Regions from separate parts of the Homo sapiens genome. Here region 2 is linked to region 1. A link is a loop called in an ENCODE intact Hi-C map of the cell type or tissue named here. Cell type or tissue: A673. All regions are shown on one strand. Each heading gives the region's core, and the rest is flanking DNA. Links, peaks and the distances in the headings are about the cores only. Region 1 overlaps LOC101927314 (a long non-coding RNA gene). Region 2 overlaps LOC101927314 (a long non-coding RNA gene).

The links. Peaks named below come from ENCODE experiments on the same cell type or tissue, not always from the same donor. Only the 100,000 strongest peaks of a DNase experiment are listed, where the experiment ranks them.
Region 2: a loop joins it to region 1, with 16 times the contacts of the local background. A loop is called at or near these places in 1 of 110 quality-filtered maps.

The regions. Positions count from the first base shown.
Region 1 is chr6:97,643,751-97,660,220 of GRCh38, reverse strand. The region is part of intron 3 of LOC101927314 (a long non-coding RNA gene); the gene reads right to left. Among named protein-coding and RNA genes, the nearest start is that of MMS22L, 370 kb to the right of the region's middle. In A673, for the core only: no CTCF peak of the experiment used is centred there; a DNase peak (open chromatin) is centred at 6,520; H3K27ac peaks cover 3,695 bases.
Region 2 is chr6:97,459,374-97,475,843 of GRCh38, reverse strand. The region is part of intron 1 of LOC101927314 (a long non-coding RNA gene); the gene reads right to left. Among named protein-coding and RNA genes, the nearest start is that of MMS22L, 180 kb to the right of the region's middle. RefSeq lists an enhancer at 7,738-10,895. In A673, for the core only: no CTCF peak of the experiment used is centred there; DNase peaks (open chromatin) are centred at 6,103 and 6,623; H3K4me3 peaks cover 97 bases; H3K27ac peaks cover 4,000 bases.

The DNA.
Region 1 (16,470 bases), core at 4,085-8,084:
CAATTCCTTGTTTATGTTTATGCCTTACAAATAAAATACATCTTTGCCATTTCAGCTACTAGCACACTCTCAATTGGATACTATATTAATAGCTTACACCTGAGTGCAATAATCATGAGAGTATTTGGCAAAGGTTTAAATCAAGCTGGTCCAACCTGTGGCCTGCAGGCCACATGCGGCCCAGCATAGCTTTGAATACAGTCCGACACAAATTTGTAAACTTTCTTAAAATCTTATGAGTTTTTTTGTGATTTTTTTTAGCTCATCAGCTATTGTTAATATTAGTATATTTTATGTGTGGCCCACGACAATTCTTCTTCTTCTAATGTGGCCCAGGGAAGCCAAAAGATTGGACAGCCCTGGTTTAAATAAGCCTATATTTGCTAGTGGAAAATTCTGAGAAAATAATTTGACACTGAATCCCACTTACTCTTTTTCATTAAAAAAAATACAGTATAATAGTCCAACAGTTAAACATCTATATCATCAAATGTTTTAAAACAATACTTTGGGGGGGAAAAAGTAATTAAGGCAAAGCTGGGCACCTGGGCTCTGACAACTCCTCTGACAATGCCAGTTGTAAAGCCTAAAGTCACATGTTTCTTACCTAATTTGAGTTTTGCACACAAAATTTGAATTAGACAATTTTCATTCAAATCCCTGTCCCCTTTCTCCCTATAACCTATTTGAACTTCAAACCTTCCTTTCAACTTTTGCATTTCGTAAGGAAGTTCAATTCTCTGTCAAGAATAAAATATTTTCTTTCTTATACAATTCATTATAGATGATGGAAGTCATTTCATTAGTTCTCTTGTAGATGGCAGGTCTGTGTCTCAATTCAAGTAGGTTGAATTTGCCAGTCTCAAAAGACCTTTAATTGGTCTTTGGGGTATCACTCTACCTCCTTTTACTTATATGTGACTTGCTGTCAAAAAATTCTGAGTGTTTAAGCTATATTTGTTTAAGTTAAAATTATCTACACAATATTTCAATAAACTAGTTGGAGACTTATTACCAGTGCAGAAAAAAAAAAAACTTGGCTCACTGTCATATGAAATTCTGGGACAGAACCCATATGACCAAATCTCTAGATTGCTATCCAGGTTATAGTCACTCACTTCTTAATGTTTTGGTCTTATCTAGGTTTGCAAGATTTGGAAACCAAAAACCAGGACTCAGGATACTCAAAGTTGAATTTCACATAAACATTGGATGAATTTTTAATATAATTATATCCCATGCAATATTTAAGATATACTAAAAATTGATTCATTGTTTATCTGATTTCAAATTTAACTAGGTATCATGTATGTTACCTGACAACCCTAACTGCCCCTCATCTGTGAAGAAAATATTGATAATTCTGTTTCTCTTTGAGTGATTCTTCTGGCCTAAACAATATTGCAAACTCACATTTCCAAATCTCAGAGTTAATACTAGAAATTTGCTTGGAATTCCTTAAAATAAGAAGTTTTGAATCTTCCAACCCCAGATTCTTAACCAAATGCCTATATTGGTAATTACAATTATCTTTTTCTTAAAAAAAGAAAATAATCCAGGGAAGTTTGACCTAGTATAGCTTAATGTCAATACTCCAAAAGGAAACTGAAGCAAACATTCAAATAAAAATTCTACAAGCAAACTTGTAGAAAATTGAGAGCTATTAGAAACCCTGAGTATGACAAGAAAAAAAAATCATGGCACACCAATCAAATCTTAGAGTAGATATTGTAGATAAAGAGAAGCAAGAAATAGGATGCAACTTTACCATTAGCTTTGCTTATGATATACTTACTATAAAAATTTTAGGAAAACATGCTATTTTCAAAGGCCAAATGTTTGAAGCACCATACTCAAAGGCCATTATCAGAGGCTCACAAACAACAGAAGTGAAATGAGCAGTCCTGCCTGAGAAGCTGCCTCGGCTCAAAGTCAATTAAAATTATTGTAATGACTAAATGACAATGACATGATAGCATCCAGAAGACAAGAGTTACTAACGAAAAAAAACAGGGAAGAGATGAAGCTAAATCTCTATAGTGAAGGTCAATTCCTGTTAATACAGGTAATTTTAAAAGATTCAAAACCTGAAGCAGAATTTGCATGGGAAAAAATACATAATACTCCATCCGTAGAAATTGTATCATCTGCCAACAGACCCAGTGCAAATTTAATGTTCTCGAACTATCTCAAATCCAGGGAATCTGCTAACACTTTGAAAAACAGGGTTATTAATAAAAAAACAATTGACTTATCCTCTCTTACTGAGGCGATTTAAATGTGAGTAGTAAATGGGACACAGTTTGAAACTGCTGTTTTCATGACATTGAAAAGAGGCAGTATTAGTGTCCATTTGGTTTGGATTTATCTTTTCAGCCTATTTCAAGTCAAAGCTGCTAGTCATAAGAACTTGAAATGGGTGTCATGATTTGGGCCTAGCCTATTTGCCCGCTTCATATAAAAATGCATCTATCTAAATGGGCCAATTTTTGAAATACGAGTGATAGTATGTATTCCCTGTCTACATTTGAAAAATAAGATAAGGGAGATTCTGATTGGCTTTAAAAATTCAGAATATTATGTAATTCTAGAACTGACCAAGTGAATATAAATCAGTAAGCAGCTAGGCCACTGTAAGTGTAAGAGAAAATTATTTAAGACCCACAAAGCAATGCACTCTCCCAGAAATCACTTATAAAATCAATCTCTTCTCAGACATTTGTTTTAGATGTAGTCATTTGATCCCTGTTTTTATCTTGAGGTGATTTCTAATTACTCTGTTCCTGAAGTTCTTGTCATTAAAAAAAAGATAATACAAAAGTATTAACCTGCAAAAAATAAATGCTAAATAAGTATTTTTTTATAGCTGTTGCATGGACCACATTTGTTAAAGTTGTTACTGACCATTACTTTTTATATATTAAAACATCATTATCTGCTCCTTGAAGGTTTTAGTGGCTTCAGAGCTTAGCTTTTAATTCTTAATACCCTAAAGACAACAGGCCTGAAAGGACAGAGCATAAAAGAAACTACTTTACTGGAAGAAAGGGCTTCTTAATCCGCATTGGAATTGTGCTCGAAATACATTACGTTTTTTAGCCTTTCAAATTTTTTTGATTTAAATCACAGACCTAGTATGAGAATGTAACAGCCTGAAAAATATTTTCTTACTAAGACCTAAGGGTATACGTCACTCTAGAAATAAGGAAACACTCAAATGCTGCACATAGGCTAGGAAACGTTTCCCAGCTTTGGGTTTGTTTTGTTTTTTGCTGCTTCAGGATTCCAGTGCAATGTCTCTGACCCTCTGATCACTTGTAAAACCCCTCGCCCTTGTCAACTATGACCAACAATTAGGAACTCTGCATGGAGGATCCTCCTTCCCTCCTGTTACATAGTTAGTCCTTGTTTTCTAATGTTAGCCGTGCAAAACGATATATCTTTATACAATAGGCAACCACTTAGGAATCAATTTGGTGGTGTTTTATTCCTTTTATACTACTTTCAAGTAATTCAATTAGCTTTAAAGAAAAAAGCATTCTACTTCTGGTTAAGAGCCTAGACCTAACCAAAATTCTTTTAAAACAAGCTAAAAGTCTTGTGTTACTATTAATACCTAAAAAATAATATTAGATCTCCAAACAAAAGCATTGCTTCTCTGTCCAATTTGATGTCTTTTTCATGCTGCCTCAGTGATGGCCAAATAATTGGTTGTTCACTTGTGTCCTTGTCTCCCCCGACAGTTCCACAGATGCCCTGAACAATGCTCCAAAGACTGCTTTCAGTAGGGGCAAATCCTCATTAATCATTCCTGGCTGACAGCACAAGGGGACACCTGCATCTGGTGCAGAAGCCCAGCCATAGTTCAGGGGAGTGTGGATCAAAAACCAACCCATGCAAGGTATGGGAGACTACTTTTAACAGGAATGTGAAAAACAACAACCACACACACAATCCAAGCAACAAAAACAAATCCTCTTTTGGCATTTCCATTTATTTAATATCTCAGACTGAAGCTGTGGTTCATGTTGCCACTAAAACACCATTCTACTCTAAGCAAGTATATCAGAGAACTAACCACACACAGAGTTATGATAAATGGCTACTAAATTCTTCATGCTCACATCAACCAATGTTAGCATTAAATACTGATAAACTGTCACATAATTTTCATTTAGAAATGATTTCAGTTTCAGCTTCCTATCTTATGGTGCTCGTAAATATTTCCCCTACTATATTTCACAAGTAGAATGTATGAAATATACACATTTTTAGCAAGAGCTCTTGGTCCTATGTGATTGCTTTCTTTTATTGAAATAATAAATATTTCTATTTTTAAAGGGTTAAAAAGAATCCAGGCAATACACCCAGGAAATTATGTATATCATTATGTACTATTGCAGCTGTTTTAACTTGCTTTTTGAATAAAATGAAGCATTTTTGTACTTTTACAGAAGAGTTTTCTCTCACTTGTCATTATTTTTCTAATTGTATCCCTTAGAGAAAAGACCATAAATAATGAACCCCAATTCATATCTCATAGTTTTGTCTTAAGTAAAACTAAATATGTTTGTAGAGTACCAGAAAATAAAAGACTAGTAGTTAAAATACCTAGGAGACTTAGGGAATACAATACATCAAGGAATTACAACAATAAAAAAAGGAGGTGATAAGCAAACTAAGAGACCTGCAAATAAAAGTGATAAAAGACTACAAAGATTAATCAAGTTGATGTTTATGCTGCTCAGTTTGTAAAAACAAATACAGACTTTTCTGTATGTTGGAGATTAATTATAACTATTATACATATAAAATTTAAAAGTTAAACATCAATTGATATACTACAATTTATAGTAAGTCCATATTGGAGATCTTTGGTTTGAAAATGTAATTAAGTTTCGAAGTTCTAGTTTTAAAAAAAATACATAAGGGCAATGTTGTAAGTTGGATAGAAGCTAAAGGTCCCCAAAGTGAAAATTTAGTTTGGGTTTAGTTTGGATATTTAGAATAATTTAGATATAAATATTTAGGGATTTTAACAGACAAATAATCTTGGGAAAATTATACTTCTCAAGTCATTATAACATCCCTTAACTTCATTATTTACAAACATATTTAATTTAAAAGAATGTCTACAAAGCTGAAGATGGAAGAATGGACATGAAGATAAAGAGATAACAGCTTAATAATCAGCAGAGTATTCAGTGGTAGTAAATACTATTTACTACTATTGAAAGGCTATGCAAGAGACACTTCCAGTATCCCAGAGAAGTTCAAACTGCCATTCTCTTCAACTTTGCTAGGGCCTGTCCCATTGCAAGGACACAGCCACCATGTAGTGGAGCTCTTTGCCTAAGGTACGCTTCCGTCCTTTATGGATGCCGTTGGTAACACCAAGAACTCCAAACCTGTACTGCACCTAGCTAATTAAGTGTAGTGGCCCCATATTCTGCTTAGAGACCTTTCTGGGTTTTGTACTTTTTTCTTCCATTATAAACAAGAATTATGGCATGTACACTCTTCATTAGGAGCTATGGAAACATAGCCAAAAGTGCCCTCAAGCATATTTTAGTTAAAGCTTGGGAAGAAGACACTAACCCCTTCTTATACAGAAAACATAATTGTAAGGAGGAAAACAGAGGCAGAAATAAGAAAGGGGGGAGAGAAGAAGGGAGGGAGCAAAAAAAGAGGATAGTTGTAAAATTCTTTGCATAACCAATCTCTGGGTACTCTGATTACGGTCAAAGACATTTTTTTTTCCACAGATGACTTCAACTTTTCCCAATACTAAGATATGAAGAATAAGTAACTAGCAACTAATTTTAATTAAACATTAATTCCATGGAAGGCACTTTTTTCTGAGACCGAGTCTTGCTCTATCACCCAGGCTGGAGTGCAGTGGCGCGATGTTGGCTCACTGCAGTGGCACAATCTTGGTTCACTGTAGCCTCCACCCCCCGGATTCAAGCAATCCTCCTGCCTCAGCCTCCTGAGTAGCTGGAACCACAGGCACGGGCTGCCACACCCAGCTAATTTTTGTATTTTTAGTAGAGAAGGGGTTTCATCATATTGGCCAGGTGTTGATCTCCTGACCCTGTGATCCGCCCACCTCAGCCTCCCAAAGTGCTGGGATAATAGGCATGAGCCACCGCTTTTGTGTGGCTATCCTATTAAATCCTTACAACATTCTTTTAAAATACATATCATTATCTCAATTTTGCAAATGAGGAAATTGAGAATCAAGAAGGTTAAATAATATGCCCAAGTCACAAAGCCAAAGTAAAGCCAGGTTTCAAATTAGATCTGCCTTTCTCAGAAGCACATATTCTTTCCACAAAACCATACTATGTCAACAATTTATTTCCACATCTCTGGATTGAGTCTAAAAGCCTCCCATCTGTCCACTGAGGCAAATCCTCAAATTTGTGGCACATGAGCTAATTTTCATTTGGTTTTCATGTGCTCATGACTCCATCCCTCCCATACTCAACTAGCACCTTCCCATTCATTCTTTGTGTCTCAGCTTAGTGTCACCTCACTAGGATATTTTCTCCTCATAATTGCCCCTAAAGTATCCTTCAACAACTTTTGCATTATAGTATTTTTCACAATGTATTGCAATTGCCTGTTTACTTATCTTTACTGTTCTCTAATCTCTATTCCCAGGTACTGGAGAGTATTTTATCCAGCATAGCTAACAACTATTTCTGGAAGGAAGGAAGGAAGGAAGGAAGGAAGGAAGGAAGGAAGGAAGGGAGGAAGGGAGGGAGGGAGGGAGGGAGGGAGGGAGGGAGGGAGGGAGGGAGGGAGGGAGGGGAGGGGAGGGGAGGGGAGGAAGGAAGGAGTAGAAGAAGGGAGGGGTGACTTGTAAAAAGACTATTACAAATATGTTAGCATGTGAAAAAATTGGAACAAAATAATTGTACTACCTCAAGAAAAGATCAAGATTTGACTTCACATTTCAATTTGAATTTGAGATGTTTATTTTCTTTTGTTCTAAAATGCCCAAGGAAAATAGTAGGGGCATGTCACCTTGGATTATCAATATGTAAAGAAGTACTAAAATTTAGATTTAAATAGTCATTCAAAAATAAGCTGCATTTATGAACCAGCTGAGACATTTGTAGTTACCATTGTAACTGGTAATGTTGCTTTCTTGGAAATTTATATTTTTTATATTTAGTGATAAATATTTTACAGACTCTAGTATCATCGTCTTTTAAACCTTATTCCAGTTAATTAAATAAACCTGAAGCAGAGCTTTTCTAATTCATTTTTCAAACACAATAGAAGACCCATTAAAACATTGTTATTTATTACACATTTTCATATATATCATTAAGTTATTATTTCTAAAACAACAAAAAAGTAACAGTAAAGTTTATTTTATTTAGATGAGTGGAAACCAAACATCATAGTCCTCACTCTCAAAAATAACATCAACTACAATGCATTGTAAAATGGGATACAAATGGTGAATATACAATAAGAGATTTCACATTTTATGTTGAGCATTAAGATTTTTGCGTTGAAATGCTTCTTTTTTTAATAATAACTTGAGTTCTAATAAGCTTAAATGACAATTTATTCCCTTTTATTTTATGTATCAGGAAAAAACAAAGCCTGAAAAGGTTACGTGACTTACTCTAGCTCATGTAAGTAAAATTAAAATCTATGCTTCCAACTCCAAGCTTAGTGGTAATTCCAGAGAACATGCTGGATGGAACGTTACATGATATATTTTAGGGGTAGGCCCACAGTGGTCTATGGGCCAAACCTGGCCAGTTGCTTGTTCTTGGTAAATATTTATTGGAACAGAGCCACTCCTATCTGTTTATGCATTGTCTATGGCTGATTTTGTGCTATAACAGCAGAGCGAATAGTTACTCCAGAGACTATGCCCACAAAGCTGAAAACATTTACTATCTTCGCTTATAGAAAAACTGAGCTCTGAATATTCAATAGGAATATGTTGCAACAAAGGTTTATAGTGGAATTAAGCCAGCCCCATCAATACATTATAACTTAAAAAATTAGGCATTATAACTACGTCATTGATGAAATAAAAGGCATTTTAGAAAATTAAGAATGAACTATGTGCTGACTCCATGTTAAATTATCACAACATGACTCACAACATCACTCTTGTTATGTTTTTTTTTTTAATTGAGGTTTAAAGTGGCTATATAACTTGTTCTTGGTTATTCAACCAGTCGATAGCAAAGATAGAATCTGACCTAGAATCTGATTCCAGAAAAAATCAAATAGCATACAAATAAGTGACCAAGATAAACATTAAGTATCACTCATCTAGAAAAAATAATAATTCAAGAAACCAAAAAAATTTATTTCTGTGTGTGTGCGTGTATATATATATATATATATATATATACGCACATACGCACACACACACACACTCACATTTTATATATATATATATAATTCATAATATTAAAGTGAGTTAAGGGGATATTTCCATCCTTCACACTAAAAAAGACTGCCTCAGCATGTACCAATCATAGAAAGAGAAAGAGTTGCACAAAATTTAAAAGTATAATTATCAAAAAAAAAGAATTAAATAGGGAAATTAAAAGAAAGAATGAGGAATCTCTGAATAGAGGACAGACAATGGAAGAAAGGAAAAATAATCAAAGAAAAAAAAAATACAGTTTACTACACTAAGGAGGAAACATGTATTCAGAACTAAAATCCCCTATATATGTCAATTTGAGTGGAGGGATAAAATATACACTTATATTAATTCTGGTTAAATTTCAATATTCCAAAGATAAAGAAATATTACCCAGCCTCTGCAACATGGCAAGACCCCGTCTCTACTAAAAATACAAAAGAAAAAAAAAAAGTTGCCAGGTGTGGTGGCGCACCTGTGGTCCTAGCCACTTGGAAGGCTGAAGTGGGTGGATTGCTTGAGCCCAGGAGGCAGAGGTTGTGGTGAGCCAAGATCATGCCACTGTACTCCAGCTTGGGTGACAGAGCAAGACCTTGTCTCAAATAAATAAATACATAAGAAAAAAGACTAAAATCTTTCAGAGAGAGAGAAAAAAGTTTACTTACTAAGCAGTGAGATTCAAAACATGAAATTTCTCAAAGCCACAATTCACACTAAAAGATATTACATTAATGCCTTCAAAGTGCTGACATAAAATTATTTTGATCCCATAATTCCATGCCCATGCCAACTTTCAATCAACTGTCAGAGTAAAATAAAATATTTTTGGATGAGCAGAACAGAAAAATGCATCTCCTGTGCAACCTCTAATGAAACATTACTCAAGGGTGTTCTCCAGCAAAACAAAGAGAAGGCTAGAAAGTCTGATGACAAGAAGTATATGAAAAAGTTCCAGTTAATTATGATCAGAAAGTAGTACAAAAATTTAAAATAACCTAAAAATTTAATACCCTGGACACTTTTTGTACAATTTTTTCTTTATAGTTTCAGGCCCAATGCTTGATTTAATATTGAATAATAGTTATATAAGCATAAAACTATAAATGTCATTTATATTGGTAATGTGAAAAAGAGAATAAAACCACAAAAATTTCATTGTTAAAAGAAGTAGTGGAGGAGAAACTAATGTGTTAAGTTCTATAAAATTCCAGTAGTAGTATTCAAAAAATACTTAAAAATCTGATTAAAAATTAGTGAATAATATTTTAAAACATAATAGCAACCACTAAAATAATTTAAAAATGGAAACTAAGAAAGATTTTCTCTGAACATGGGGCCAGAAACCTAGGAAAGTTGTCTTTTGCTATATTTTTTTAGTCTTCTGAAGCATTTGAATTATTTTCACCATGTACAAATGTGAATTTATGAAAAAATAGGTAATTATTTTATTGATGGCATAAAGAAAAATCAAGAAAGTAGACACCTTTTTTTCATACACTCTAATGATAATAATATGTTTAGTTTGTCTGCTAATCTTTCCCCCTGATAGCTTAGTGGAACTGACTAGAATAGCAGTCCTCAAAATTCAAGCCTTTGGAAAAAATGTGTCATGATTAGAACTAAGACCAGAATGAAATTGGTTATTTAAGTCAATGCAGGATAGTTCAAATATAAAAATGAGTGCAGTGGTAAAAATGCTACCTTCACTAGATGTATGAAGCTTGAATGTGGAATCAGCACTGCACTGTACCAGATGAAAAAATGTGCCTAATATATGGATCCCACTTTTATTTGGCAATATAACAAATTGTGTTATAAATATACTTTCAACAAATGTTTATTAAACACTTTGTGTGCTTCATGAACTTACTTATTTCACTTAACCACTGAATTCCCCATTTTCACCAATCAATGGATGATTTTTTTTACCATGATGCCATGATTTCTAATTTTATTTTACAAATAAAAAACAAGCTAGAACACTATATAAATAGTGGATTTATTTTTCCCCCTTCTACCAATATGTACTATATCAAATATTGACTTTCAGATAATCTGTATCCTAATTCTAGGCATCTATTGCTGACTTCCTTCAATATATATCATTCATTCATTAATTTATCCAGAAAATTTTCTTTCATAATAACTATGCACCGGACATGGTTCTATGCTTTAGGCAAAGACCAGTGAACAACAACAAAAATCCAAATCTCTGTGGAGTTTACTTTATAAAATCATATTATTTCACAAACACGACTCTCACTTTTAGGATACCCTTATTGTTCAACCCACACTTTTAAGGAATGCTAATGGTGACAGTGATATATAAAACTACTCTTCTGTTTTCAAAGAGGAAAATCAGATTAAGGAAAAATGAACAATTTATCTAAAATCAAATAGCAGCAGACTTCTTGACCTAAACATAAGAGATAATTGTTTTAGTCTTCCTGAGTTTAGTCAAAAATCTAATCTGTAAATTATATAAATAGTTTCTGTGCATTGTCATGGAAAATTAAAATTATATATACATGAAAAACTAGAGTAGGCCATAGCCCTGTGAAATATATAGTGTATGGAAGGCCTATAATTTGTATCTTAAAATCTAGAAATGAAAAAGGTAATTAAGACTTCGGTCACACTAAGGTGGGATTTTTTTTCCCCCAAGTTAAGTAATATTAGAGCAATTACCATGTCAGTGAAGTTTTTCAGGTACTTTTTTTTTTACATTTCTTACTTATATTCCCTAAAGTAAAAGGAATAATTAACTGAAATCCAATTAGTGTAGACTTAGAACACCTGTTTCTGAAATCCTTTGAATAACTTTATCATATTATTATTTTTTCTTGGTCTTTGTTTTAAGATGAAACACGTATCCCTATCCAGTTGCTCCTAGGAGCTGGGAGATTTGCATATCACATAGAAGAAAAGTACCTGTTTGTAAAAGAAACACAAAGATTAAAAAGACCAAAAGAGTTGTAGATATATTACAGCAGCTACTGTAACTTAACCCTATTTTGACCAAACACAAATTTGTAAAAACTTCCTCACAGCTTGAAAAAATAATTTAATTTAGAAGAGAATAATATGGACCCCACTTTAAAAAATATACATAATAAAGTTATGGTCCAAATTGCACATCAAAGAAGAAAACAAAGCATTTTGATAGGGGAGGAAATATTTGATATAGTATATTTCAAATAGTAGTTTTACTGTGATAGCAGCAATGGTAAATTATGGTAGTTCATATAAATCAACAACAGATCAAAGAATAAATATCTCACTGAAAAAGGCAACAAAAATAAGGAAAAGTATAAGGATAAGGAAGATACAAAATGAAAAAGTATGAAGTATGTCAATCATTTCACTAAATGCTGGGTTAAATTTTCTTATTACATAACAAAAACATCTAATCAGGTTTAAAAGCAAAATTCAGTTATATTCTGGAAAGCAAACAATCTTGCAGACTTGGAAATTAAAAACCCATTTCTTATTAACCCTTGAATAGAAAAGGAAATCAAAGGAAAAGTACAAATTGTCTAGAAAGCAAAGCAAAGGAAGGCAGCTCATAAGAAAAATATGAACACCAAAGTGTCCTTGCAATAAAATGTGAGTAGATAAATGTTTCTGAGAGGCAATAGATCTTCAATTCTTCTTCTGTGACACTGGAAAGTTACCTCTATTTACAAATGACTGTTTTAAGAAGTTTACTTACATTACCCAAGTACCCTGGCCTCATGATCCACATTTGCAAATCCAGTTCAAGACCTTCTAGATGATTTCCTTCCAACTTCCCTTTAACCAAATCCTTCTGACTATTGCGTTCATGATTTACCCTCAGAAGGTAAGAAAGAGAAGAGAGCTATAAGAAAGTTCATGTATCTAACCGTTCACAACTACAGAAAGAATTGATGTGGGAATGGGTTAAAAGAAATGATGAAATGTACTCTGGAATACCAATACATTGGTATCAATAATTCTAAAAGGCTTTCACTTAGATCTATTCCTATACATAATTTTTAATCTAAAGAAATATTCTTTAGAAAGAAAATTTATAAATACATGATTCAGAGCAGGTATCAAAATATAGATGAAGATGATACAATAAAGCTTCAACTAATCTATGTGAGATAACCAGAATATATTAAGTTTAAATGATTTTTTAAAGCTCTGCCACCATTTGGAACTTCATTTTTCAATAGACATATAATGTGAGCCAGATATGTAATTTAAAATTCTCTAGTAGCCATGTGCAAGCAAGTAAAAAAAAAATTAGTGAAATTAAGCCAGGAGGGGTGGTACATGCCTGTAGTCCCAGCTATTAGGGAGGCTGAGATGGGAGGATCACTTGAGCTCAGGAGTTTGAGACTAGCTTATGCAACACTGTGAGACCCTATCTCTTAAAAAGAAAAAAAATAGGAAATGGATGACATTAATTTTCATTATATATTTTATTTAACCCACTATATCTCAAACATTATTTCAAGGTATAATCAATAGAAAAAGTGATTCATGAGTGCTACAGATAGTTTGGATGTTTGTTTCCCAAACCTCATGTTGAAATTTGAAATTTAATCCTCAATGTTGGAGGTGGTGCCTAATGAGAGATATTTGGGTAATGGGGTGAATTCCTTATGAATATATTAATCCCTTCCCTGGGGGCTTGGAGAGTGAGTTTTTGCTCTATCAGTTCCTGAGACAGCTGGTTGTTAAAAGGAGCCCAGTACCTTCCTCCCTTCTCTCTTGCTTCCTCCCTTGCCATGTGATCTCTGCACACACGGGCTCCTCTTCAACCTTCTGCCCATAAGTGGAAGCAGCCTGAAGCCCTTACTAGAAGCAGATGCGGACATCATGCTTCCTATACAGCCTATAGTAGTTTGAGCTAAATAAACTTCTTTTCTTTGTAAATTACCCAGCTTCAGGCATTCCTTTATAGCAATGCAAACAAACAGACAATGAGATACTTTCCATTCTTTTTGTACTGTGTTTTCAAAGTTCAGTGTATATTTTTATTTATAGCACATTTCACTTTGGACACACCACATTTCAAGTGCTCAATATCCACATGTGCCAGAGCCTACCATTTTGGACAGCAGAGATTTAGAATACTTAGAGAGAGATCCAAAAATCTAGCAGCAATTTCCAGACCCATTGCTTTTAATTTATTGGTAGATCATTAAAATACTATTTCTATGTATAACAAGTCTACACATAGAAAGCCCATGCTGCTAAACTCTAGATCCTTTTGTGGCCAAAGAAGGTTTCCCTGTCCTTGCAGAGCGTCCAATCAAAATGTATAGATAAAACAAGGAAGGAAAAATGTTCCAAATATACATGAAGCTAAAGTCTTTGAAAATTCATTTGAAGAACAAGTTTACAAGGTAATGTTTAGAGTTTAAAAAAAAACTTTACGTCAAGGAATTTATATTGATGAAATTATAGAAAAATTACATGTAATTTGTTTATTTATATGGTAGTTACTAATCTATAGTTTTTAGCTAGACTTGAACTTTTAAGTATCTTTTGTGGAAAGCACTATATGTAACAGTGACATCTGCAAAATATGATCTAGTTCCTTATATTTGTTTTTCCTTAAAGCTACTGGTAAATTATACTTTCAGTCTGCTGATTATAATGTAAGGTTTAGTGTCTTACAGAAAATTGTTTGTTTGCTCCTTTCTGTCAATCTGTGCCAATTTGACTTCTCCAGTCCTGCTTGATGCAGTCACCCTAAACATCTGATTCGTGGAACAGAAATATGTTAAATGCATTTGGTAGGGTCTTGTTTTATCTTCTTCTGTGCTGATTTACTCATCAACTTCCTGGCCTGTCATATGATAATAGGTCTTCATCCTGACACTTTCTCCTTCACCTTAGACAATATACTCCATGCTTTTATTCCCCTTTGCCAGAATTTTACTATTATGTGGATACAGTTCATAATTCTTAGAAATCCACGTCAGTCTTGAATACCTATCATGATTCTTCCTGGTGAGTTAGTTGCTTGGTGACATGCTTCTTATCAAGTCAAATATTTGAAAATTACCTTCAATTAATAAAATCAGCCTGTCTAAATTATAAATTTACAGTAAAAACCAGGCCTATTTCATTCTGTGCATGTGACAAAAAGCAAGATCATGTTGAAAAAAAAAAGAAAATGTTCTTTTTAAGTTTCCATAGAAAATAATACAGATTTCAAACTTCTTGATTCATTTGAAATTTGTAGTTGTGGCTGAACAACGTAGCTTGTATACATACTAACATACTCTTCTATAATTTGTCCTATGTTCTTTGATATAATCCAATTACATAGACTATATTAATAGAATATTAGAAAAACTTGACAAAATCACCACTCATTATATCTGTGTAAACTTTTACAAGGAATATTGTCTTGGCTTATTTTCATACATTTTGATTTTGCCACATGTTCAAATTCACTAAAAAGTAACCATAAATTTTAATATCCTACAATAAATATTTTGACTAAATTCATATTTAAAGAGAAAAGCATTCATTGAAGGAGTAATAAGCATATACCCTTTTCTCACCAAAGGGAAAATATAAATGGAAATGAATAGGATGAAATAAATGTTTGTTAATTACATACATTTTCCCAGCTGTTGAAACCAATACATATACTTAATCAAAAAATACTGACTTCAAAAAATAAATTTATTTTCTTAAAAAAAATCTATTTGAAAATGTGCTATTTATTCTAGAAAAATATTATAAAGGATGTCATATTCATAGAAACTTTTGGGAGAGTTGGAAGAGAAAATATTAATAAAGTCCTCTGGGTGAAGAAAGAGAGCACAAGGTAAGAAGATCTGGCATGACCGCAAGCCTAGTGGGCAGGTTGTATGGTAGAAAGAAGGGTCAGATGCATAAAGAGGAGGCAAGGTGAGATGGGGTAAAAACCCAATTAGTGGATTAAAGGGTAAGAATCTGAGTTCTCAAACACAGGGGTGATAATATAGGCAGCTTGGGAGAGGATTAGAATAAAGAAGTGATAACAGTATTCAGTTGAGAGGGAAGGCTGTCAAAAATGTAAATACGAAAAAAAAGTAGAACAATGAAAACAAAAACCTGACATTTAATCAAGGGTTATAGTAGCAGAAACTCAAAGAGGGGAAATGTTATGGTTTTAGCTGAAATAATTAACAGAGGACCAAGGCAGATGGAAAATTTGATCCCAATTACAGGAAACCAAATGGACTGCAAAGGAGTATAGGGAAATAACCCATTTCATTTCCTGATTCCTTATCTTAAATACATCGCATTAGGCAGTCAAAGCCTGACATCCACAATTAGATCTTTACTAGAGAGGGTACTGTTAAACCTGATATTTGAAAACTCGAAGAGCATGATATTTCAGAGAACCACACTTAAGCTAGATAGTGTTAGAGTTTTCAATGGCTAATTTTTACTTACATGTTTATATAATCTAACTGATATTGATGTTGCTTCACTTGTTAAAACATTTTGTTGGTAGTTCTTGAAATTAAAGCTTATTGTTTATGAAGGAAATTTGGCCTTTGATTCATTTCCTAATGTATAATTAAGTTGATGCTTTATTATTATCTACTTTTTAAGATAAAATAACATTTTAAATTATTTTCTAGATACCATTTTAAATTTCACTATATGACAATGGTTAGCCACATTTTAGAGACATGTCTTTACCAATTATTCCACCAAAAAATGGGAATACACAAAAACAGCCAAAACTTTACCATTATAATTGTAGTTCTTGTTCTAACTACACTCCAGATAATTTTTATAATATAAAAATATTTTTATCCAACTGGGATTTTATTATTGATGGAACATCACATTTTTCAATTGAAATGACAAAACAAATAATTTAGAAAAGATCAGTGACCAAGACAGAAGTCGCCAATTGTGACAAAGACACGAGTTTAAAATATTTAAAGCTATTATGCAGTGTATATGCATAAAGCAATCTTAAACAAGTGAAAATTTAAGCATAATCTTAATAACAAATTGCATATGATTAAAATGTAAGTGGACTAAAATTTAAGATGTTTTCTTCCCAGTAC
Region 2 (16,470 bases), core at 4,855-8,854, 190 kb after region 1:
GTGAGATGGTAGTTTCTAGGGACGGGGGGGACATGGGAAACAGAGTAGTTGTTCGATGGGTACAAAGTTCATTTGTGCAAGACGAAAAAGTTCTAGATATCTATTTTACAAAAATATGCATATACTTAACAATACCACAATGTGCCCTTAAAAAATGTTAAAAGCATAAATTAAAAGAGCCTATTATAACTGGTTTTTTTTGGGGGGGGGGGGCACCAAGATAATGAATTTCATATAACACTAGGAAATGTCCAGAGTCTATTTGCATTCAATATAGGTTTCAGATGTCAAGTCATGAAATATTCTGAATCATATTTCAAAGCCAAGAAGAAAGTATTTTTAAATGTATCTGATAAGCAACAAAATAAATAACATAGTACTAGATCATAACCCAAAATATGATGTAAATATACAAGAGCCCACATGAGCATAAATAAATTCTGGAATAGAAAAACAGGGGGCAAGAGAAGAAACAAATAGTCCTTTCAAAAGAATTTCAAATAATACATACAAATATACTCCAGCCTCCATGAAGTGGAACTTAATCTCCCTCCACTTAAATGTAGGCTGGACTTAGTGACTTGCATTCAAAGAACAGAGTACAGAAAGGGAAAATAGGAACTTCACAGTAGAGAATCCTGGTAAAAAAATAGCTTAACCAAGTGACCAGGGTTAACATCACTGGTGATAAAATATGTTGATATTAGACACCCTCTGATACAATGCGATGAGAAAGGCACATCTGTGGTATTCATCACAAAAAGAAACGTAAATCCAATCTAACCAAGACAAAAACATTAAACAGACTCAAATTGCAAGACATTCTACATAATACTGACAAGTACTCTTCAAAACTGTCAAGATCATGAAAAACAAGGAAAAACTAAGAAACTGTTGCCAAGCAAAGGAGACTATGAAGACATGCAGCAAAATGCAATATGATATCCTAGATGCAATCCTAAAACAGAAAAATATCATTAAAGAAAAAACGGTCACATCTGAATCGAGTGTATAATTTAATTAATGGTAGTATATTGTTGTTAACCTCTTAGTTTTGTCAAATGAACCACAGTTATGGAAGATGTTAATATTAGGGAACTCTCCACTACCTTTTCAACTCTTCAATAAATCTAAAAGTACAATATTCCAAAATAAAAGTTATATAAAAGTTATCTTATGAGTATCTGAACATGTGTTAAAGAGCTTACTCAAATCAGTGACAAGCTGATAGTCTCAATACCAAAGCCTGAATGATGTAGCGTTTAGTAACACAGTCTTTGAAGACAGAATATCTGACTTCTAAACTAGATTCAGCCCCTTAATGGCTATGTGACCTTGGGAAGCTTAATTTTTCAGTGTCTCAGTCTCTCCACAGGTAAAAGGGGATAAGAAAATTATGTACCATATGATTTCTGTGAGGATTAAATGAGTTAATTTATTATTTATTATAATGTTTGTTTATATAGCAAGCTGTCGATAAATGTAAGCCCCCATTATTATTATCTTGAAAATACATCACTTTAACACATAGTACTAGCAGTAGGTACTCTTGTCAGTGCTTTACATCCACAGCTTTCTTGCTACTTTTCTCAGTGCCAAATAAAAAATGGCTTTCTTTAAGAAAGGTGTGCAAGAAATTAAGGTATTAGAGGCATTTGGTCTCCTGTGGGTGTCGCTACAACCAGTACTAGTAATATATCTCATCTGCATGGTGCTTGACTTTTCAAAGGACTTTACCGTGCCTTACTTTGATCCATTCTCACAACACACTTCCACAAGAAAAGACAAATCAGATTTTATCTTCAACTTGTAAATGAGTAAAATAAGCCCTCATGAGATTAGATTCCCACAGCTGGCTAGCGGTAAAGCTGAGTGAAATCAGGGATTTTCTTTCAATGTCTCACTAACTCTTTTGTGGCTCAGTTAGAACCTCTACACATGAAGTCATCCAAAAGTATCTCACTATCTCATACTAGGTGGCCTTAAAATTAGTGATTCAGAGCTTCCTTAGAATTCTCTAAATACATCAAATGAACAAACAAACAATGAATATGGATGGGCTCCAACCACTTGGTTTCATTTTTTGTCCCTCACATGACAGTCACAGAAATGTTTCTGTCTTTCTCTGCTTTGGATTTTCTTCCCTTCCTAAGTAGGGTTACAGTATAATTCTCCCTGACTCGACCATCCCAGCCTACCTCCCTGCCTTCTAGCTTCAGAAGTCCTAGTCATTAAATCTTTGGTCATACAGTGCCATAGAAATCCATGTGTCTGCTCTCGATCTAACTGAAACCAACCTTTGGAAATGGTTTTAGGAAAGCAATCTCGTCACTCTACATAGAATTCTTCCTGTCGTTAAAGAGTCCTTCAGACATTACCTAGACACTCCAAAACGAGAAGATCAGAACATGACTATATTTTAATCCCTTAACTAGTTTTAAGAAATGTGAGACAAAAATGTTCCAAGTTACTGGGGATCCATTTGATTCCACAATAGCTAAATAAGCCACCACTTATGAGCAAATTATATTTCAATAGCTCATTTATAAGGCACATATTTGGAAAGATTATTTCATAAACACTTGCTCAATAGCAAGCCAACCTGAAAAGGCAGATTTTTATATAATGTATTGGCAGAGTATTTATAAGAGAGGGGAGAGAGCATGCAGTCTTGAGAGAGGCAGACTTGGATTCAAATCTTAATTCCACAATTTATTAGTCAAGAGACATGGAGCATGTTATACATTCTCTCTGAATTTCACTTGCTTCATCTGTACAGGTGGAGTCCTAAAGCATATATCACAATCATAAGAATAAAAGAAAGATTAACTATAGCTAACACTTGTTGAATGATTATTTAGTGGCAAGCATTAAGCCAAGGATATCCATTATCTTATTTAATCCTTACACCAATCCAAAACAATATACAGATTTTTAAAAATGAAGCCTAATGGAGCTTCTATGAGGATTAAATATAAAACATCTATCATATGACCAGGCAAATTCTTTTTCTTTTAGAGTAAGAAGAAACTGATCTAACAAAACCATAAAATTTGTCATTTCAAGACTGTGAACTCCATGAATCTAGGCATTGTGTCAATCTTGTTTACTACTGTATTCTCAGCCACTCCAGGGAAACATAATTATTGAATAAATGTACAAATGAATGAGTTAGTTAATTTTCAAGAGGCAGTAGTATTTCAGAAGTGTTACTAAAATATCTAGAGCACTTTTTTAAGTTCCTGGAAACATGAAAGCTTCTAAGCAGCATATATAAATTTGAAGAGAAATATCTCTTCATCTTCTGAGACTTGAGCTTACTTTTCTTCATCAGTGAACATTGAAGTATTAACAAGGTATGACGCTCTTTTCCCTTATCTTGTATAGTCTTTCTCACCCTCTGAGTCTAACTTTCAAATAAAAGTATTTATGTCACTTATTTCCATTTTCCTCAAATCTAAAGCCTAAATACTCAACATTAACGTTTACAGAATGTAATATTCTTTAAACATAGCAGAATTATCTGGTACCTACAATTCCTGAAATTTTCCAAAGGACTATAAAGCCAACCAGCTCACGTATCTTGCTGCATCAAGTTAGGTACCACTTTTACATATGTTTTCTATCTTCCAAACTTGGAAACATCTTTTATCTACTTTTCTCTCCTCTTCCATTCCATGTGTTTATATATTTATTAAACTTTTGTTATTTTAATTGGGTTTCACAAATTGTTTTCAACCCAATGTGTTAAACTGGAAGCCCATAACATCCACAATAGTTTGTCTTTATTTCTGGGTTTCGTAATTCAGAAGTAGTTATTATTTGGAGTATAAAACTGATGCATAAACCTACATCATCCTCCTTTAATTCACCTATAGCAGCATCTATAAAGGGACATGCACAGAGTAAGATTGCAACAGATGCCCTTGCAGATGAATAGATGAAGAAGAAAGTACAGAAATGAACGAATGGGAGAATAAATATATCCTAAAACTTTTCTCAGATTTAAACTAAAAATTCTACAGAACCTTAAACATTATCTTGTACAAACCCCAACCAATGAAGGAATCCCCTTTAAAATATCCCTAGTGCTCACCTATTCTCTACTTGAGCAATTCCATGAATAGAAGTTCACAACTCCACTAGATAAACCACTGTGGGTTTTGTTTAGTTTTCATTGTTTAAACCTCTGGGTTAATCTCTAGGATGGCAAGACGTTCAGCAGAGACAAGCACCAGGGCACCACCCTCCTGAAATGGCCATGTAGAATCTATTCTAGCAAGGATAGGGCCAGTATAGCAGCAGATACAACCAGACTCCAGGGACAGCAAATTCTATTAGAAGTAAGCAGAGTCCAGGGTAAGTACTGTCAGGGGTACAAGGTGTCATATCTGTGTCCAACAGATTGTTCTGAGAAATAGTTTTAGGATTTGTTCCAGTCTACAGAGCCCACAAGCCTGGGTCTCTAGTCTTTCCAGAGATTCCTTTTAATATCTGTTTAATATTATATAATATCAAATATCCTTTTAGCAAATTTCTATTCTGTCTTAAATTAGCCAGTCAGGTTCTTTTGTGTGGATAAAAATCTCTGATTCATGAAAGTATTTAACTTTTAAATAACAAATTCAATAAAAATAAAAATATCTAAACAAAAATAAAATCGCTTTATGAAAATATTACCAAATAATGTTAAAAGCTAATATCAACATTGGGATCTGAATCCCTTCACAAGACATCAGTTTCTCAGTGTGAAAGAAGCAGATTGGTCCTTTAAGTTTTTCTTTTCCCAGAGCACTGGTGCTTTATTTAGTAAATTTCTCCTTTGGAACTAGGAAGCATCAAAGAGGTCCATTGCCAGGAAGTGAGCAGTGTACTCCCTTCTAATAACACTGTGGTGGGAGTCGATTATTGTAGCCCAGCTGCTCAATGAGTAGAAAATGAGGATTGATGGCCTATTCAAACAGTTGAGGCTGAATTATTATTTGAAAGAGGAGCAAATATTTCTCCCAAGTACTCTTGAATTTTATTAAAATAATTAATGCTAGTTATATAGCTCTGAAATAATATAAAAATTAATAATAAAACTTTCCATACAGACATAGCAGAGTTTATTGGCCAAGTAAGAAAACTCATCAAACCTCACTTCTCATTTTTCTAGTCTAATACATACGGTAAAAACATGAAATCACTAAGATTTATAAATGCAGGTTTGGCAGACTTTTTCTATTTACTGGGACTGTGAGCTATAAAATTGAATTTGGGGCCCTATCTCCAAGAAGAAGTTATTAGTTCTCAGAATAACTGCATGTTAGTGGATCAGACATAGATAAAAGACTTCCATTATGACTGTTTTTAGCTATGATTTACAGTGGCCTACATTGTTTTATAATGACTTTCAATTTTGAAAATGTACATCCACTGTTAGTTTTATGGATGTAGTCACAATTGATTGTGGGCTTGAGAGATTGATCCTTCTAACCCAGTAACAAAAAAGAAAAGTTTTTAACGTACAATAAGTAGACATTCCAGATGCATTTACAAGCATGTCCTTTGTAGAATTTTCAGAGGAAAATAGACATAAATTTTTTTAAATAATTGCTTAACCATTTATTACCTTTAGTTAGATTCCAGAGGAAACTAGTGAATAAAGCTTGCTTGATATAGAGCTCTAGTCCTCTACCTGTACACAATTCTGAGAGATTACCTACTCATTTGTGTCCCAGTGAAAATGAAAAAATGTCATATACTCAACTGCTAAGTAGGACATGGTGTAAATTACCATTAAATAATGAATTTGACAAAAAGAAACAAACCAAGACATCAGCTCTTGATGTAGTTCACCCACGTTTCTTCTCTAACTCATAACAAGGCAGATGTGCCAATGATTTCAACCAGTCTTGGGACCCATGATAGCATCGAGCTTGAAACCCATACTAAAAGTTTCCTAACACTGCCTACCACTCCTCCCAAACCATTCTATTACAAACCCACCCCTACCCACATTTCCTACTCAAAACTGGTCTTTACTCCAAATTAGACATGGTTAAAGCCAAAGGCTATATCTAGACCCCAAATTACATCCCTCCCTGCCCTTCACCATCTTAGCTTGTTCGTCTGCCTAGGTTCTTTCTCCTTAATTTCCAGACAGTTGACAAGACTTCTACTCTGGTCCCTTCCTCCACAATTGAAGCCCACCAAAACCATATCACATTTGGCTCAAGTAGCTTGTATCTTTCCTAACTTTTCTCCATCCCCTTCACTGAAACAAGATATATCTATAATTCAGTGTCATTTTTAATTTTTTATCCTTTCTAAACATCAAGAAAATTTAAACATAGTGATTTAAGTAAATGAGCAAATCAGATGAAACATAATATTTTATCATTATTATATAATAACAGTGGTAAGCCACATTTATATTACTCTAAGCTTTGTTGTCCAATTATATTCATAAAACTGGAAAGGAGAAACTAACATCTATTGAGGGCCTATCATTTAGCAAATCTGTGCCAAAGAGATAAAGAGCATGTTCTTTCCCTTTTATTTTCAGATGGAAACCAAAACAAAGAAAGAAAAAAGGAGGGAAGGAAAGAAGGAAGGAAGGAAGGAAGGAAGGAAGGAAGGAAGGAAGGAAGGAAGGAAGGAAGAAAGGGAGGCAGGGAGTCCACAACCTGACATAATTCCCCAAACAATCATATTTGGTAAAAGTGCTGAGTCAGGATTTGAATCAAGGTCTGTGTGAGCCAGGCCATATTATGTATCTTAAAGTGTATGATACCACCTTAAAATAAAATTTTTGGTCTGATAATAGTAAAGCTTCTCTGCTTATTTTATAAAAACACTAGCAAGTTCTGGTGAGTCACTATTATTTTATATAAAAGGTATGTGTTTTTCCTATTTTGCTATTGAGAAATTTGATTTACAGGGAGGTAAATAATTTGATCTAAATCACACAGTTTGTTAGTGGCAAATTCAAACTAGAAACTCAGATCTGATGGTATTTAATTCCATTACAGAATGTTTACACAAATGGAACAGAAGGTATTCATTCAAGTTATATATTTTGTATGATTTCAAAGTGAAGGCTGGGTGCAGTAGCTCATGTCTGTAATCCCAGCACTTTGGGAGGCTGAAGCATGTGGATCACTTGAGGGCAGGAGCTTGAGACCAGCTTGGCCAACATGGTGAAACACAGTCTCTACTAAAAATACAAAAGTTAGCCGGGCATGGTGGCACATGCCTGTAATCCCAGCTACTTGGGAGGCTGAGGCAGGAGAATTGCTTGAACCAAGAGGCGGAGGTCGCAGTGAGCCGAGATCACGCCATTGCACTTCAGCCTGTGTGACAGAGCGATCCCCTGTCTCTAAAATGAATAAATAAATAGATAAATAATCAAACTGTTAGTCCAATTTCATCTTATCTAGAATGGTAAAATTAGGATCTTGCTCATTGAAATTGCTTGACCGTATGTTAAAATTTGCTAAAATTAATATTTATTCACTTCCTAATAGAAAATCACATCAAAATATTTCCATAGGTGATATATAAAGCCCTTTTATTTCTTCTTATACTAATGGGCCCAAAATTATTTGCTTTGGGGAAAAAAAAACAGAAAAACAAATAAATAAAATAATGTATAATGAGAAGCTGAACTAATGATATCAAAGCTCTCTACCAGTTTGATCTTTAAATGTCCATCTTTTTCACTCAAAGGGTATCTAATACTACACAAATAGACGCCAATAGCAAGAGACAAATGCATTTCACTATATTCCATGTAATCAATTATACTGAAGGCTAGAAAATTCTAAATTATTTTGAAACCACACATGCTACACATCCATGCATCACACACACACACACACACACACACACACACACACTCTTCTTTTTAACTTGTAATATTTTTCCAACACTGCAACTACAATATAAGTTGTGAGGATACGGAAAGAGGGATTTTCAGACCTCAGAAACTTTGAGACACAAAAGAATTGTCAAAAAAAAAAAAAAAAAACAAAAGGAGAGCATTCTCTGAGGAAAAAAATAGGAAAAAAATTAAAGATTTTATTTACCAGATTTCTCAAGTGTTTGAGACAAAAGCTAAGAATAGCATTTAACTGATATTTTCAGTTATTATTTGCATTAAACATACTTTCGTATGTCAACATTTTATTAAAAAGTAAGACTTTTAAGGATTAATTTAATATTTCCCACATGTTGTATGGCAAGGTTGATGTCTTCAGGTGAATTATCGATGACACAGATTTCTCAGAAAATGAAAATCAAATGCATTCTCAGTCTCTAGAGTAGTTTGGTATTAAAATTGTTAAGTCACACATAGATAAATTTACTCATCACTTTATTGCTATATTTCAAAAACTCCTTGGATAGTTTAAGACTATGCCAACACATTTTTAAAAATTAGCCATAGTTATAAAAGATTTTTATGAACTAATCAACTGAACAAATTATTTTCATATATGTTATGGTGAAAAAGTGGCTTGTAATCAAAATCCAACTCCGCCTCTCAATAGCACAGGCACACTGTGCATGCCATCTAATTTTTCTGTAAATCAATATATTTATTTAGAAATTTAATAATATTAACCCATCTGGCTTTATTGTCTTCTCAAGATTATTGTGAAGATTAAACATGGCAAAATGCATTAGAAATTGCAAAGCAATATATCAGCATATCTATTATGTTATTTTGTATATGTCATAATGGTCAATTAAAATAAATTATTTACAAGAAAACTGGAAATTTATTATCTTATCCAAATGTCTTGTGTGGACTATGAGTGCATCCAGCTCAGCATTCTGCCATTAACTCAGAATCCTATAAAGTGGCAGTGATGAAAAAGACATACTCTACAAGAAAACTCATCTAGCAAGTTGGCTGACCACTCACCAGTTATAAGGAAGTTGAAATTTTGGAAAAATAAAAGTTGAGAGTTTGAGAGAGAAGTGTAAGATCTGGGAAAGGAAGTGGGACAACGTAAGTAAATCAAGAATGTTTGGGTGATTTATATTATACTACCGTTGTATGTTTGCCCAGCAAGGATTTTTTTTTAAACCAACTCTCAAAAAATTATTCACCCTTTAAAAATTTTGACTATACGATTCAATCTGCTTTCCAACCAGTAATGCTCAATGGTCTGACAGTTTTTTTTAAGTATAAAAGGCATTTACAACTGAACTGCATTGAAGTTCTTTCCCCTATTTCTTACACCACATCCAGTTAATTGCTCTTTAACATGCTAACAGAAGGATAAGCTGGTACATAATAATTCAGGCATGCACCGATCCTATAATGCCAGGAACTCAGAAGCAGCATGAGAAAACATCAGATTTTTGGCATGTGGGCTAGATGTTTAAATCTGCATAGATTCGAGCCAATTAGACTTGTCAGACTCCAATCCAGTTGAGAGTGACCCCTGATGGTGGAAAGACATGTGGGACAAGCCACAGAAAAGCTTGCAAATGTCAGAGAGGCCAAAAGGTGCCCCACTGGCCTCAAAACTATTAATTAGCAACCAGCAAAAGCACTACCAAAGAATCGCTGCCCCAGCACTCCTCCTCCAGAGGTTGCTGCTACTCGGCCTCATTATCATCTGGATGGAAAACAACACCCTTTCCTGGGAGCTCTCGGCAACACTCTTATTGATTAAGTTCCCACAGTGTTAAATCATTCTGTAGCTTTCACTCCAATCTTCCCACCCCTGAATAATAAAACCTTCAAAGGATTTACTGGGATGGAGAGGGAAGTGGGGGCACAAGGAGAGAAGCACTGCAACATACTGTTTATATAGTGCCCACAGTGTCAGCATAAATCAGATCCCAGGAAGCGTTTAAAAGACAACATGCAAAATGAAGTTAATCTGAATTTTCTCTTGTACTTACTAAGGTATGATTTCCTTTAAAAATATATATATTTCAACTATTTCTAAGTCATGTATGCCAAGTAAAATCATGACACTAAATAATATTTCTGCAAGTTCTCAGTGATCTTATTTGATTGGGAGATCACAAATGTCTGATAGACAAATGCCTATTCCAATATGAATAGCAAAATATTTCAAGGGGGTAGAGATGGAAGCAAAAAGCCAGAGCCATAACTTGAATCCCATGAGAAAAAATATTTGCATAAACTTTCACTCCAAATAACTTATTCTTTTTTTCAGTTACAGAGTATTTCTATTCAAACACAGAGGAAAGCAAGAAAATAATGTCAGTGATGTGATAGATTCACTTATTTAATTCATATTGTACAATACTGAACATCAGTTTTTTCACCTGTAAAATACAGTTTATAACTGCCTTGCAGAGTAAATGTGAGGATTAAATAAGAGTTACATACAGTAAGTGCTCAAAAAAGTATAATTGCTATAGTTATTATCCTTAGTACTATAAAGCAAATCACCAGTAACTTGCTTGTTCTCCAAAGCAAACCGTTTCATCCATTGGATCTGCTTGAAGCAATACATCTACACTCCAAGTTATTTCCAATTTCCCACAGAGAAATAATAAAATAAATGTTAAGTGGATATAAAAGATCTATATTTATTTGTGGTTTCTCAGCTAGCTGTCCCTAATAAACTGCATGACTCTGATTCAGAAGGACCATAGCTTTTGCCAAAATAGTGAGAGACATATTCAAGGGAAAAGAGGGTATCTAAGTTAGACAGAGAGGAGATCTAAGTTGGACAAACTTGGGTCCAAGTTCATGTTGTCCAAGTTTTTAGATGGCATGCTCTGGCCTTCTGAGCTAGAAACAAGTAAATAAGCTGGTGAGCTTTTAGGTAGGAAAATGTATTAATTTCATTTGATTATTTCATTTTGGTTAATAGTATCCCACAACTACTACATGTGGCAATTGGGAAGTCCAAGGCTGTGGGAAAACATAGTGATAATTTATGCATTTGCTAAGAAGTTAAGATCTATATTATGGTTACATAAGTGAGGCCATTTTTAAATATTTTTTGACTCATCCTCTATGTGCCCTATATCACATAAAAAAAACTTTGTGGTCTGAACACCCAGGGAGGGGGGAGAGAAACGGGACAGTTTAAATTTAGTGGGTTTAAAAATAAGCAACAGAGACAGAAAATGAATTTAAGATTTTTCAAGTGGAATGTCAAATACAGTACATAGTTCTCAAAAGAGAATGTTTAATGCAATATTTAGCAATATAAAATCAAAATTAAATTATTGAAATAATAGTCTGAGCAGTAAAGGAGAGAGGCCTCTCTGAAAAGTAGAGGGGGTTAAAGGAGACTTCAATTATATGAAGAACTTTGGAAACAAAGGTAGAATCAAATATAAAATGTCCTATTAACACTCAATCTTCTATGGATACTCCATTCCTTCTGTTGAACTTACAATTGCTACACATGTGACTTCATGGAATGTTAGGTGCAGGACAGCAATATCACCATTAAAAAATGGAAACAAAAATGCTCAATAATGTTAATCTACATGGATAAACTTTATGTTTTAATAGAAATGATTATGTGGACTAAATCATATTGGAAGTCAATTTATGATTTACAGTCCCTAACAAATAAATTGAAATGGTAAAATTATTTTTTGAATGGATATTTGTTATTACCTGTGTTGAATATTAACTGCAAGTTTAAAAAGCACTCTTCTAGAAATGTTGACTGATGACAATAGATAAGTGGACACAATTCACAGCTAAAGCACAAAAAGATATGTTGCTAGTATATGTCCAATTTACACACAAATTAAAATACTTTGGCTCTCAGTGTGCATTATGGCAGAGGACTTTACTCTTCAAGTTTACACATTCCAACCAATTCCACTATTTTCTTTTTTAAACAAACATAGTAAGATTTCACCTGTAAACACAGTGGGATTGATTATACAAGAAGCTGCATGGGGAAGCAAAATGCCAAAATATATTCTAGGCTTCACTACACACCTCTTGCAATATTGAACACTGTCTAGTAGTAGGTCTACATTCTCAGCCACAAATACGGAGATACCAGAGATTATTTTCATTGGGGAAAATAGTGTTCCCTGTTCATCCCTCTGACTCTTCCAGTAGATTTATTAATGCCAACAAGTCACAGTGGGAACAATTTGAAGACAAAACCTACCTAGAAAAACACGCATCACTAAACATAGTTATTTACTGAAAACTAAATTATGTTTTCTTTAAGCCTATAAGTTTAATGTGCTAATTATATAAACCATAAAATACAAAAGGAAGAGAAGAAAATCAGGTAAAATCAGCACCAAATTCATGAAGTTAGTGAACTCCAATCCAATGAGGTAAATTAACCAGCCACATGATTTCCATCATCTATTGTCCAATTTCCTGACACATCAGTCATGCAAAATGTGTACATACACCCCCCCGTGATAGTTAGAGCATCTGGCCCCTGCAGAATTATCCAAAGAGATGGTGTGAGCCCAAACGCAGGAATACATAAGAAACCATTTTGTAGATAAAATTCTATTTAAATGCAGCTGGCACTTCCCTCTGCATACCACACTACATCACAGCACACTGCACTACAGACACACATATATGTACACCAAGAAAAAAACATCCTAAACAACATTCTGGGAGACCACTTTTCCCTAATACTGAAGCCTAGGCTGTTTCCTCAAAATCTTGTTCTACATCATCAGACTGAAACTCTTGCTGGGAAGGATGAAGATAATGGCAACTCCAACTGAGAGGCCATTCACACTACTCATAATTATAGAACAGGATCGCAGTAGTTAGAAAAGGGGTGGGGGACCGAGGAGTAAAAGAGGAAACCATTCAATCACAAAAGCCATTTCTTGCCAAGACTGAATACTAGGTCTTGACAGAAGTTCAAATACCTATATTTATCTATCACTTTAGTGAGAGCTGATTTGACAACTCATTTCATTAATTTAATTTAAAAGAGCCGATCCCAAGTAAGTAATTATTTAACTAGGGTTTTAAAACTAATCACTATAGTTTTCTTTAAAATCAAATTCCCTATAATAATTTCACAGTATGAAATGGCATCAATTAACAAAGCTTGGTTATACTTGTCTCTTATGATGCAAGGAAAATTCTAACTAAATAACCTTGTATTATCACTTCACCTAGAAACCATCAGCATATTTTTGCTCCTTCAAGTAAACATCTTGGACTAACAGAATAGAAATTATAAACTATTTGTAGTCAGTCACATTCTTGGAGTTCATCAAAGAAAATCCTGTCCCCACTCAAACAAAACCCATCTATTTGAATCAGAGGTGAAATCTCCCTTCAGGTACTCAATACTTCGGTATGTTCATATTAGCACTATAATTTTTTAAAATTGCATTTTTAGTCTACTCATTTTATTTATCAAGAGTGCTAAAATTTAGTTGGAATAATTCAGTACTATGACAAAATTACTCCTATTAAACTTTGTATATCAAATAAGCAAAAATATTCCAAAATGAAAACCAGAAATAGAACTGATGCAAATCTCATTTTATATAAGCTAGTGATAGTAAACTAGCTTACAATGGGATGTCAATAACTGTTGCTAGATAGTTTTTATTACGAGGCGATGAGTCAAGACTCAACTGCCAAGAAACTAAAAACAAGAGAGATGAAGGTCTCTAGCAGCTGTTGTCAAATTTTTCTATTACAAGTTACCTAAGGACCTAAGGTTTCATTTTCGCAACATTTTGGCAAGCATATTATGTCTCTCTTTAATTTCCATTGCAACTCACTGTGAAAGGTTTATGTAACAAAGTGATGGAATGCTAACCCCTACAACAGAAAACAATGATTTTTACTCTTGTTAATAAAAACTAGGGTTTTTTAATTTTTTTTAGTAATTTATTTCACTGTCACTAATGGTCTTATGATAATAATCATAGTATATAATCTGACACAATTGCTCTTAGGAAAATTTCTAGCAAAGGACTGCAGCCTCTGTGGGAGGTAACTGTCGGAATTATCTTAAACCACTACCTGTCTTCCGCTACTATAGAAAAGGCCTTTAATCAAAATAATCCTTTCTCAAAAGAGCAACTTTTTTCCCTCTGCAATTCACTCATCTTAAAAGAGCACTATAGCTTTTGTGCATAACTTAATTCATTCTTCAAGACAAGTACAAAATTTGTCACTGACATTTAGCGCCAGCCGTAGGCAATGGATAAAATGAACTAGTTAGCAATTTAACCTGTAAAAAAACAGAGTGGGATGAACAATTTTCTGCCATCAAAGCAAATGGCTAACATTTAGCAGGATTTTATTTTTATTTTTCAGCCCATCCCATCTTCAAGAAGAAAGAAGTCAGGCTAACATTTTTTCAGGGTCCTAAATCTTCCTCTCAGCCTATTCCTTTAATGGTTTCAAGTAAATGACTATCCAGAGGATAATTAGGCACTGTGCTGTCGCATCGTGTCAGGTCACAGCTGGATTTAGTCAGCATTAACCTTTGGGGAGAATTGGAATATCAGTATCATTTAAAATTAAAGACGTGTAAGCAGGCATTTCTGGAGATGTTAGAAAAGTAATTGTCTGTAAATTGTTTGACCTTGAGATTTAATTGCATGCACAACACACATTCTAGCAAGAGCCCTGGACTGTCTTCATTCTTTTACCTCCAAACCTCTCACTCCACAGGGCCCATTAGGCTACCTGTGGCTTTATCAGTAAAATATTAAAGATTTTGGCCTTCAATTTAAAAAAAAACCTTTGAAGCATTTCTCAGTATACTAAAAATTTAAAGCAAACATGCTTATCAATCAGAATACCAATTTTACTACATATTTCTAAAAGCATACATACTATAGTCATGTTTGAAAGCTAAGTTTAAATCTCATCCACCCCCCTTCTTTTCTGCTAACAAGTTTGCATATTTTGCCTTATTCCCTTTTTCCCTAATGAGACAGCTTATGCTTTCAAAGTCCCTCAAGCTAGGCAAATCTCTGCACCGCTTCCACTGTTAATAATGAAACTTCGTAATTATACAAATCCAAGGTGGCCAATCAGCTTTCCAGGCTGAACCTTCGGGTACCTCATAAATTATTCATGTGACACTCAGGCCTGTGAACTCACTTGCTTATATTAGAAGCCTAATTAATATTTAATCACACGTGCAGAGGGCACTTGGAGCTGCACTGTCCCTGAAAGAAGGGTAAATATAAATGTGCATATGCCTCAGTGTAAATCTCATTCAGTAGAAAAAGGAAGTGTCGATGGACATGCGGAAGTGACCATGAAACACACTAGGGATGATCCAGGCAGTATGATTCACCTCTCTTGAGCCTACTACATGCCAGGCACTGTGTGGGACCCTGAGAAGAGGAAGTCACAATCCCCATCCCCCACATCTCCTACGAAACCTTTCTTTCCAATCAAGGAATTTCAAAATTTTGACAGGTAAATATTGTCTTTTCAAATTTTAAATGGAAAAAAGAAATTGAACATAGTTATCCATTAGTCTAGAAAGGGATGATATGCATCCATATTATCAAAGGATATTTGGCTTTGGATAGTTTTCATTTTGTTTCTTAAAAGGCAGCAATACTGTTAAACAGCAGAATACCTCTGTAACCTTTTCTGGGATTTCACTATATTTTTTCTCCAGGGGAATGAGCTAGAAAAGAGAGCCAAACATTATCTGGCTTGGCAGGCTTACAGATGACTACTGTTTAGTGGAATTATGCTATGTTGTACTAAGAAAAATAAAATATGTTCTTTCAAGGGATGAGGTGAGAAAAAGACCGATAGCTAATCATGGTACATCAGAAGTCTTTAAAATGATGAAACAGACACTGAGAAAGAAGCATGAGCTGGGTCCACAGACCTAAGTGTTGCATAGCACTGGCACTGCCACCCTGTGAGATCTCTACTCCCAGATTACATGGCTTTGAAAGTACAGCCAGTGGCATTGTTTCTAAAGGTCTCTTCTGTCTTTGATGACATCTCCGTTCCACCAGAAATTACTCTATAACTTTCCCCTGGAGCCACTATGCCACTATCTTCACTGTCTGCAACAGCACATTAAGAGTCAATAAAGAAACAAAGTGTATAGTTCTTTGGGCAATTATATTGCAGTAGCCCCAACACTTCACAAAATGATTGTTCTGGGACCCTTTAGTGGGTGTCACGTGATGTGATAGTATTCCTTTAACCAAATGCAAAAATGGCAAAGAGTGACAGATGCTTTATGTTAACCCTAGGAAATGATATCACTGACAGCCCTGTTATTTTTTATTTATTTATTTATTTATTTATTAGAGAGACGGGATCTCACCCTGTCACCCAGGCTGAAGTGCAGTGGCACCATCATAGCTTACCATAGCCTCAAACCCCTGGCCTCAAGCAATCCTCTGCCTCAGTCTCCCAAAGTGCTGGTATCACACACATGAGCCACCTCGCCCAGCCCACCCTGTTATTTTCTTTTACACCCTAAATTAGGATGTGCCCAAATGGGGTCTTAATAGCTCAGAGTTAAC